2 separate regions of the Homo sapiens genome follow, and region 1 is linked to region 2. A link is an interaction called in ENCODE POLR2A ChIA-PET data of the cell type or tissue named here. Cell type or tissue: OCI-LY7. All regions are shown on one strand. Links, peaks and the distances in the headings refer to the core of each region. The heading gives the core; the rest is flanking DNA. Region 1 overlaps DENND5B (DENN domain containing 5B). Region 2 overlaps DENND5B (DENN domain containing 5B).

Evidence for each region. Peaks named below come from ENCODE experiments on the same cell type or tissue, not always from the same donor. Only the 100,000 strongest peaks of a DNase experiment are listed, where the experiment ranks them.
Region 1: POLR2A ChIA-PET joins it to region 2 with 7 read pairs; 6 of 35 experiments call an interaction of 5 or more read pairs at or near these places.

Annotation. Positions count from the first base shown.
Region 1 is chr12:31,408,845-31,414,226 of GRCh38, reverse strand. It overlaps DENND5B (DENN domain containing 5B), which reads left to right. Exons shown (of 21, transcript NM_144973.4): 13 at 663-791; 14 at 4,843-4,964. Among named protein-coding and RNA genes, the nearest start is that of LINC02387, 42 kb to the right of the region's middle. In OCI-LY7, for the core only: no CTCF peak of the experiment used is centred there; no DNase peak of the experiment used is centred there.
Region 2 is chr12:31,522,474-31,527,855 of GRCh38, reverse strand. The region is part of intron 1 of DENND5B (DENN domain containing 5B); the gene reads left to right. Among named protein-coding and RNA genes, the nearest start is that of DENND5B-AS1, 65 kb to the left of the region's middle. In OCI-LY7, for the core only: no CTCF peak of the experiment used is centred there; no DNase peak of the experiment used is centred there; H3K4me3 peaks cover 1,730 bases; H3K27ac peaks cover 504 bases.

The DNA of each region.
Region 1 (5,382 bases), core at 247-5,246, 110 kb after region 2:
AGTGTCATAAGATCCAAGTGCAGTGGGTCATGCACTTTGGGAGGCTGAGGGAAGAGGATCATTTGAGACCAAGAGATTGAGACCAGCCTGGGCAACATAGCAAGACCCTGTATTTTAAAATATTTAAAATAATTAAACAATTAAAGATTATCAATGCAGTCTGGCTTATTTTCTCTAATGCCATAGAAAGTAAGATTTCATATTTTCCATATGTTGTCCAGTGCAACTTGAAAAGTAATTCAGTGGATTAAAGTTGTGACTGATATTTAATTATGCTATAGAACAGTTATTTTGAAAAGAAACTTGAGTATTCACCCTGTTTCATTACTTTTTTTGGAGCATCAGGAATAACCAAATTCTTATTTACAGATATCTATGAGTCTGCCACAAGGACATAATAAAGCCTGAAAGAGTGAATAAGTGTTAAATGCTTTATCTTACCACATTGTCCGTGTGCTTGTGTTGTAATGGCAATTATGATGTGAGACTAACTTCATGATTCAGATGGAACCTTCAAAGATTTAATCAACATCAATTGTATATTATCCATTGCTCCCTTTAAGTATAAACCTTTCTGTGCCCAGTACTGTTCACTCTTTACTTCTTTTCTAGTCAGGGTTATCCTTAAAATCTACATCTTTGCTGTTGCCACTATTCTTTAGGCATATTCAAAACATGAGTGAGATCAAGACTGATGTTGGACGAGCTCGGGCGTGGATAAGACTGTCTCTAGAAAAGAAGCTCTTGTCCCAGCATCTTAAGCAGTTGCTTTCTAACCAACCACTCACCAAGTAAGATACCATCTTTGATACATTTCTGTTTCTATAATCCATGTGCATACAAAACAAGTTGCATAAACTGACAAACTGGCTTCTTCAGTATGAAGTGCTGTATCCTGTGCACATGCATTCTTCTTTATCTAACAGGCGTGTGCTTTGAAAACTGTTTTGATGTAATACTTGATCGTTTTGGGGGGACACACCAAATTTAACAGCCAAAGGCCAGATTGCAGTTGGGCATGGTGGCCATTGCCTGTAATCCTAACATTTTGGGAGGCCAAGGTGGGAGGATCACTTGAGTCCAGGAATTCAAGACCAGCCTGGGTAACATGGTGAAACCCCGTCTCTACAAAAAATAAGTTAGCAGGGCATGGTGCCGCACACCTGTAGTCATGGCTATTCAGGAGGCTGAGGCAGGAGAATCACTTGAACTTGGGAGGTGGAGGTTGCAGTGAGCTGAGATCATGTCACTGCGCTCCAGTCTGGGCGACAGTGCAAGACCATCTCAAAAAAAAAAGGCCGGATTGCTCTGCCAGAATCAGGCAAAAAGCTGGCTAGTTCACACAAGCTGACAGTAACATCCAAAAGATCGGATGAATTTATATAAACCTTATATTATTTTGTATAAACCTTATATTGTAAAACCTGTATACAGGTTGTATACAGATAAAACCTGGAGTAAAAAAAGAAAGAAATAATAAAGTTCTGTGAGGAGGTCCCAGTAAAGGGCTTCTTCTGAGAGCCTTGCATTCACTAGTTTAGGGCAAGGGTTCCCAGCCCTTGGGCCATGGACCAGTACTGGTCTGTGGTCTGTTAGGAACCAGGGCTGCACAGCAGGAGATGAGCCGAGGGCAAGCAAGCATTACCGCCTAAGCTCCGCCTCCTGTCAGATCAGCAGCATTAGATTCTCAAAGGAGCATAAACCCTATTGTGAACTGCGCATGTGAGGGATCTAGGTTATGTGCTCCTTATGAGACTCTAATGACTGATGATATGAGGTGCAACAATTTTATTCTGAATCCACCTCCCCCTCCCCAGCCCCTGCGACAGCCATGGGAACATTATCTTCCATGAAACAGGTCCCTGGCGCCAAAAAGGTTGGGAACCACTGGTTTAGAGCCGGGAAACCAGTCAAGTACATGTCAATTAATTGTTAACTTTTAATTTCTTCTGTTTACTCTATCAAGAAACCCTCTTCGAGGTCAGGTGCAGTGGCTCACACCTGTAATCCCAACACTTTGGGAGGCCAAGGTGGGCAGATCACTTGAGGTCAGGAGTTCGAGACCAGCCTGGCCAACATGGCACAACCCTGTCTCTACAAAAAATAAAAAAATTAACCGGGCATGGTGGCAGGCACCTGTAATCCCAGCTACTTGGAGGCTGAATCAGGAGAATCATTTGAGCCAGTATTGGGCCACTGCACTCCAGCTTGGGCAACAGAGCGAGACCCTGTCTCAAAAAACAAAAACAAAAAAAAGAAGCTGTCTTGGATGAAATATATTGCCCTTATATTTACATTAGTGCTAATTTGAAGGCTAAGGACTTTGACTTCTAAGGAGCAAAGTTAGGCAGAGAATTCAACAAAGACCTCAAACAAGATAGCCTATTAGAGTTCCAGTGCTTTTTGTAGTTTTGTATTTGTATATATCACACTTGGATTACATACCCCCTGGAGCATTTTCAGATGAGTTTTAATGTCCAAACAGTAGGTTTGATAAAGCATGAAGTGTTGCATATAGCCTGTGAATCTGACCTTGTTTTCTTAAAACTGGCGTGGTTTTTTTTTCCAATTACAAAAAGTTATTGGCTGGGCGCAGTGGCTCACACCTGTAATCCCAGCACTTTGGGAGGCCGAGGCAGGCAGATCATGAGGTCAGGAGATCGAGACCATCCTGGCTAACATGGTGAAACCCCGTCTCTACTAAAAATACAAAAATTAGCTGGGTGTCGTGGCGCATGCCTATAATCCCAGCTACTTGGGAGGCAGAGGCAGGAGAATCACTTGAACCCAGGAGGCGGAAGTTGCAGTGAGCCGAGATCGCGCCACTGCACTCCATCCAGCCTGGTAACAAAGCGAGACTCTGTCTCAAAAAAAAAAAAAAAAAAAAAAAGGCCGGGCGTGTTGGCTCATGGCTGTAATCCTACAGTTTGGGAGGCCGAGGCGGGTGGATCACCAGAGATCAGGAGTTCGAGACTAGCCTGACCAACGTAGAGAAACCCCATCTCTACTAAAAATACAAAATTAGCCAGGCGTGGTGGCACATGCCTGTAATCCCAGCTACTTGGAGGCTGAGGCAGGAGAATCGCTTGAGCCTGGGAGACGAGAGGTTGCGGTGAGCCAAGATCGTGCCATTGCACTCTAGCCTGGGCAATAAGAGCAAAACTGTCTCAAAAAAAAAAAAAAAAAGTGATTTATGCTCATAGTGGCCAAAGTACAAAGAGGAAAATGATAATCACTTACAATCCTGCTATATAAAGAACACTAAGTATTTCACATTTTCTTCTGTACTTTTCTTCTATGCATGTTCTCTTATTAAGATACACTATATGTGCGATTCAATATCATCCTTTTTATTAGCTTAACAGTGTACCATAAACATTTCACCGTATCAGAAGAGTTTAAAATCTGAAGTCTGAATGCTTGTGTTCAAATATTGCCTTCTCTAGTTAGTGTTTGAATGACCTCGGACAAAATATTTAACTTTCCTGTATCTCTCTTTTCCCCATCTGTAAAATGACACTAGGCTGGGTGTGGTGGCTCACTCCTGTAATCCCAGCACTTTGAGAGGCCAAAGTGGGAGGATTGCTTGAGCCTGGGAGTTCAAGACCAGCCTGGGCAATATAGTGAGACCCCATCTCTACTAAAAATAAAAAATTAGTTGAGTGTGGTAGCGTGCACCTGTGGTCCCAGCAGCTTGGGAGGCTGAGGTGGGAGGCACACTCAAGCCCAGGAGGTCAAGGCTGCAGCGAGCTGTTACTGCATCGCTGCACTCCAGCAACCTGGGTTATAGAACGAGACCTCATCTCAAGAAAAATAAATAAATAAATAAATAATAAAAAGGCACTAATAGACTTACCTCATAGAGTGAGAATTAAATGTATTAATACCTATAAAACACTTGGGAAAGTGCTTAAATGTAAGTGTTTAATGAAATCTTTGCCCCATTTCATCTGTTTCTTTAGGACTGAATCCTAAAAGTAAAATTGATGAGTCAAGGGGTATGATTGGTTTAAAGTAATTGTTACCTGAATTGCTTTCCTGAAATTTTCAGTCTCACCAACTGTGAGAATGGCATTCATTTCTTCCTTGTCAACACTGGTCATCACTTTTAAGTCTTTATTAGTTTGATAGATAAAATAGATGCATTTTTTCCTTAATTATTAGGTTAAAAGTGTTTTATTAACTGTTTATATATCCATTTTTATGAATTGAAATAGAATGAATCTATTTTTTCAAGATTAAAGGTGTTTGTCTAAGAGGAGCTATTTATTTTTAGTCAAGGCTTAATGAGGGCCAGCCCCAGTGGCTCATGCCTATAATCCCAACATTTTGGGAGACTGAGGCAGGAGGATTTCTTGAGTCCAAGAGTTCAAGACCAGCCTGGGCAATATAGCGAGACCCCATCCTGGAAAAAAGACATAATGGGAAAGAAACAAAAGAAAAAAAATGGCCGGGCATGGTGGCTCATGCCTGTAATCCCAGCACTTTGGGAGGCCGAGGCAGATGGATCACCTGAGGTCAGGAGTTGGAGACCAGCCTGGCCAACATGGTGAAACCCCATCCCTACTAAAAATACAAAAATTAGCCTGGCGTGGTGGCACATGCCTGTAATCCCAGCTACTCATGAGGCTGAGGCAGGAGAATCACTTGAACCCAGGAGGCAGAGTTTGCAGTGAGCTGAGATTGCACCATTGCACTCCAGCCTGGGCAACAAGAGAGAAACTCTGTTTAAAAAAAAAAAAAAAAAAAAAAGACATAATGAAAAGTACATGATACTACTGTCTTGGTTTTTTTTTTTTTTCTTTGATACTACTGTCTTGTGCTTGTCTTACCCTTTCCTAGGAAGCTTTATAAGCGATATGCTTTTCTACGTTGCGAAGAAGAAAGAGAGCAGTTTCTTTACCACCTTCTTTCTCTCAATGCTGTGGACTATTTCTGCTTCACCAGTGTGTTCACCACTATCAGTAAGTCTAGAGAATTGACCGTTAAGGGTTACTGAGGTGACCAATGCAATAAAAGCATTTATATTTTTTAAAGCAAGATATGCCATAGTACATGTGACATTGTGACATACGCCCAGGTCTCTGTTTAGGAGTAAAGGATATTCCCCAAATGCTAAGAGTGCTACAGGAAACCCTTGGCTGTCAGGCTTTAGAGAACGCCTTACTGAAGAAAAGTACCTCACTGGAGATGATACCTTCTGTCAGTTCCAGCCAGCATCCCATGACTGAACAAAGGGCTGTCCCGGAGCTCACCATGGGGGTTAGATAGATGAGGATTTCATTGAGACTGCATCGAAGCTTAACATCTTGCTTAACCAATCCTGCTTTCCTTCTCACATGTTGGTCCCAGGAGCAGCATTGTCCATGCTAATTTCTGACT
Region 2 (5,382 bases), core at 250-5,249:
TTTCCAAGAATACCATATAGGTGATGTTGCATAAAGCCTATTATTAATACAACTGTCAGAGTGATTTTTTTTTTTCCCCAAATGGAGTCTTGCTCTGTCACGCAGGCTAGAGTGTAGTGGCATGATCTCAGCTCACTGCAACCTCCACCTCCCGGGTTCAAGCAGTTCTCCTGCCTCAGCCTCCCGAGTAGCTGGGATTACAGGTGTGGGCCACCATGCCTAGCTAATTTTTGTATTTTTAGTAGAGACAGGGTTTCACCATGTTGGCCAGGCTGGTCTCGAACTCCTGACCTCATGATCCGCCCGCCTCGGCCTCCCAAAGTGCTGGGATTATAGGCATGAGCCACCACGCCCAGCCTGGAGTGATTCTTTCAAAGCGCAGCATTCCTCTGTTTGAAAGTCTCCAGTGACTTCCCATTTGTTCAGAGGAAAAGCCAGATCCCTCATATGATCTGGCCGCCCGTAACCTCTGGAGCTTTCTCTCCTCTTCACTCATTATATTGCTTTTGTCTTGCTCTTTTCCAGACAATCTGAGCATGCTCCTGTCTTATGATCTTTGCTTTAGCTGTTCTGGTTGCCTGGAAAGCTCTTCCCCCCAAGGATCTTTTGGCTCACTGTCTCACCTCCTTCATGTCTGCCTAAATGCCCTGTGTCAGTGAGTCCTTTCCAGATGACTATTTTTAAAATTGTGATTCTCCACCTGCTTCCCAGTGCTGATCCCTCAATGCTCTTTACTGTCATGTTTTTCCATATCACCCTCTCTCATACCGTGTAACTTATTTATTATGTTTATTGTTTATTGCCTGTTTTCCCTACTGAACTATAAGCACCATGGTGGCAGGAATCTTTGTTTTGTTCCCAGAGTCATCCCAGAATGTTATGTTCATAGCAGGCACAAAATAGTTTGTTGAATGGATGAATATGAAAATACTTTAGATTAATATATCCTTCTTTGCCTTAATTCACAGTAGAGTCACAACAGTATTTTGAAATAACTTTGGATTTGCGGAAGAGTTCCAAAGACAGTGTAGAATTCCTGTTTACCCTTCACCCAGTTTCTCCAAATGTTAACGTTTCACATAACCATGGTACATTCATCAAAACTAAGAAATTAACATTGGAATAATACTGTTAACTAAACTCCAGGCTTCATTTGGATTTCGTGAATTTTTCCACTAATACCCTTTTTCTGTTCCACTGTCCAATCCAGGATACCACATTGCATTTAGTTATGTCTCTTTAGTCTCCCCTAATCTCTGCAGAGACTACTTCTTAAAGGATTCTTGTGGATTATTTGCTCAAGTGAATATTTCTTTTATTTATTTATGCCTCAGCATTCACATCGTGAATATTTCTAAAGGAAGGAAAGGTTGTAAAACTTAGGAGCACTAGAATATATAGCTACAGGGCATTGTTGAACTTTAGACAAGATCATAGGATTTGACATGTTTTCTGGGTCAAATGCAGAGTTTATCTAGCGTCTTCTCTTCTGCCATCAGAGCTTCCCAATCCTTTCATGTTGTCATTTGAAGAGGTGAATCCTAGCCTAACCATTAACTGTTTGTGACATTTTAATGGGTAAATGTAAATATTTCTGTAGTAAAGACGTGTTAGGTACCTACCCTGTGTAATGAACTGTATCGAATTCCTCCTTGTGAAGGGGGATGTAAAGAAATTTGAGTAAGTTTTTTACTAGCCTGGGTTCTAATATAGGTAATATATAACTAACAGACTGTAATAACAACTGGTTTGACAGCACAGAGGAAATTATTAATGTTAACTGGGTGAGGTGAGAAATAGGGAGAAGATCACATTTAAACTTGCCCTTAAAGTATTAATAGAATTTTTTAAAAAATTTATTCGAGACAGGGTTTCACTTCCACTGCTCAGATTGGAGTGCAATGGTGCAATCTCAGCTCACTGCAGCCTCTGCCTCCTGGGCTTAAGCAATTCTCCCACCTCAGCCTCTGGAGTAGCTGGGACCACAGGCACTTGCTACCACACCTGGCCAATTTTTATATTTTTCTGTAGAGAAGGGGTTTCTCCATGCTGCCCAGGCTGGTCATGAGCTCCTCAGCTCAAGCCAATCCACCCATCTCAGCCTCCCAAAGTGCTGGGATTATAGTGTGAGCCACCGTGCCTGACCTCATAGAATTTTTTTAAATGGCTTTATTGAGATATTATTAACGTATACATATCAAATGCACCATTTAAAGCAAACAATTCAATTGCTATGCATATATTCACAGAGTTGTGCAACCATTCCACAATAAATGTTAGAACATCTTCATCAGCCACAAAAGAAACCCCATACCTGTGTTCACTCCCCATTCTCCCCTTCACTCAGCTCCTGGCAACACATATTCTTTATATGTCTGTAAATTTGCCTATTCTGGTATTTCATATAAATAGAATTGTACAGTATGTGTCTGACATCTTTCACTTTGCATATTTTCAAGATTCATCCACATTGTAGCACTCATCAGTACTACATTCCTATTTATGGCCAGATATTCTATTTTATAGAAGTATATTTTAGTTTTTCATTCATCAGTTGATGGAAATTTAGGTTGTTTCTACTTTTGGGCTATTATGAATAATGCTGCTATGAACATTCAGATTTTTGCATGGACAGACATGTTTTTATTAATGTTGGGTATATACTATGTTTAACCACTTGAAGAATTAGCAGACTTTTTCAAAGCAGTTATTATTTTACATTTCCACCAGCAATGGATGAGGGTTCCAATTTCTTTACATCTAAGCCAACATGTGTTAATGTCTGTCTTTTCTATTTTGGTCATGCAAGTGGGTGTGAAGTGGTATCTCATTGTGGTTTCGATTTGTATTTCCCTAATGACTAATGATGTTGCATCTTTTCATGTGCCTATTGGTCATTTGTGTATGTTCTCATGAGGTGTATCATTTTAGTAGATGAAGAAAGGGGAATGGAAGGGAGCAAGAGAACAGGGACAAAGGCCTGAGAAATGGTGAGAGAATCAGTAAAAGAGAGTAGGGCTCTCAGATGATAGGAGTTAAGAGAGGACTATAGAAAACTGGGTCTCTAAGCTGATGTGTCAAGTCACACTGTCCTCTGCTTATCCTAAGCTTACCTTGCTCAAATTTCTTTTTTTTTCTTTTTCTTTGTTTTTGGTTTTTATTTTTTCTTAAATTTCAAGGATATTCCTTCTTTTGTAAATGTCACAGAGTATCATGGCTCTGTCGCCGAGGCTGGAGTGCAATGGTGCAGTCTCAGGTCACTGCAACCCCTGCCTTCCAGGTTCAAGCGATTCTCCTCCCTCAGCCTCCCAAGTAGCTGGGATTACAGGCACATGCCATCATGCCCGGCTAATTTTTGTATTTTTGGTAGAGATGGGGTTTCACCATGTTGGCCAGGCTGGTCTGGAACTCCTGACCTCAGGTGATTTGCCCACCTCAGCCTCCCAAAGTGCTGGGATTACAGGTGTGAGCCACCGTGCCCGTCCCAACCAGGCTTCTTAAATGAATTCTAAGATAGAAACAACAGGAGCTTCCAGGACTCTCTTAAGGGCTGAACCTAGGACTGTCACAGTGACATTTCTGCCATATTCTGCTGGTCACAAGGCAAGCCCAAATTCAAAAGGAGAGAAATAGACCTCTTAGAGTTTCCTAATAAAAGGTAATTTCATTAAAAATACAATTCATAAATTAGCCCTATGTTTACTACTGTCTTTTCAGCTCTTTTTTTATTCCATGCATTAATTGATTCGTCACCACTTGGATTGTGCCACCAATGTTTCTATGACATGATCTAAAAAAAAAAAAAAAAAAAAAAGGGCTCAGTAGTTTTCACTTAAAAGACAAAGAGGCCCACTGAGCTATTACAGATGTTAATTAGGATTCATTTACTTTAATATGGTAGAAAGAATGCTATGATACCACTTTAGTGATGAACAAAATAAGCTTAATCACATCCTAGGAGCTAAGTATTCTGACATTATAATCTCTTCTCTCAGAGTCCCATCACAGCAGTCTTAGGATTCAAGATCTATTCTTGGGAAACATTATAGAACCAGTGTGTCATGTACATACAAATGAGGGAAAATATAATGGCTTTGGTAATCCTGTAGTTATCTTTCTTGTCATATACTCTTTTTTTCATTTTTAAAAATTGGGGCAAAATTTATATAACATAAAGTTAACCATTCTGAAGTGTACAATTTAATGGCATTTAATACATTCACAGTGTTGTACGACTTTTTTTTTTTTGAGGAAAAGCATATTTTTAGGATAATGTCAAAACAGATTAATAAGATGCTAATAAGATGGCCAGACATTCACTCAGAAGTGTTTTTTGTTTTGTTTTGGTGAAATGGTATGAGAGATATGTTGCCTTACACTTAGGCCACTGCATTCCCGCTTAAGTGCCAGGATTGTGTCAGCAACAGGATGGCCTAAACAATCTCAGTCTTGTCTCCTGCCAGCCCCCTAAATCTTCCAGAATTGCAAGAATAGGCCAGGTGTGGTGGCTCACACCTGTAATCCCAACACTTTGGAAGGCCAAGGCAGGCGGATCACTTGAGGCCAGGAGTTTGAGACCAGCCTGGCCAACATGGCAAACCCCCATCTCTACTAAAAATACAAAAATTAGCCAGGCAGGTGTGGTGGTGCATGCCGGTAATCTCAGTTTCTTGGGAGGTTCGGGTGGGATGATCGCTTGAACCTGGGAGGCGGAGGCTGCAGTGAGCCGAGATCACGCCACTGCACTCCAGCCTGGGCGACAGAATGAGGCTTTTTCTTTAAAAAAAAAAAAAAAGGAAAAAAAAAGGCACATTTATCTCACCTTCCCTCCTATTCTGGGAATGCTAACATCCTCAGGGAATCTCCCATATTGGTCCCCTATAACCCAAGACTTGGGAGTTTCACAGCCCCACTCTAGGTCTGAAAACAACACAAAAGTTGTTCTAAGGGATGAAGCCACCCTCAATAAAACTGGAAGTCAAAGCCTGCATATAAGCCCCACTCCCTCCTGCCTAAAAAAGGAAAGGTATTTAGATGTTTTTGTCATGGATACTTTACTGGGATCAGGTAAGAACTGAACAAATGCAGTAAGTTATTGGAGAGTTAAAGGTTAAAAAAGGCCGTGTGCAGTCGCTCACCTGTAGTCCCAGGGTGAGGCCAGGGCAGGTGTGTCGCTTGAGCTCACAAGTAACGAGACCAGCCGGGGTAACGTGGTGAAACCTCATCTCGACAAAAAATACAAAATTAGCCGGGCATGATGGTGTGTGCCTGTAGTCCCAACTACTTGGGAGCCTGAACTGGGGAGGATGGCTTGAGCCCAGGAGGCAGAGGTTGCAGTGAGCTAGATCGTGCCACTGCTCTTCAGCCAGGGTAATAGAGCCA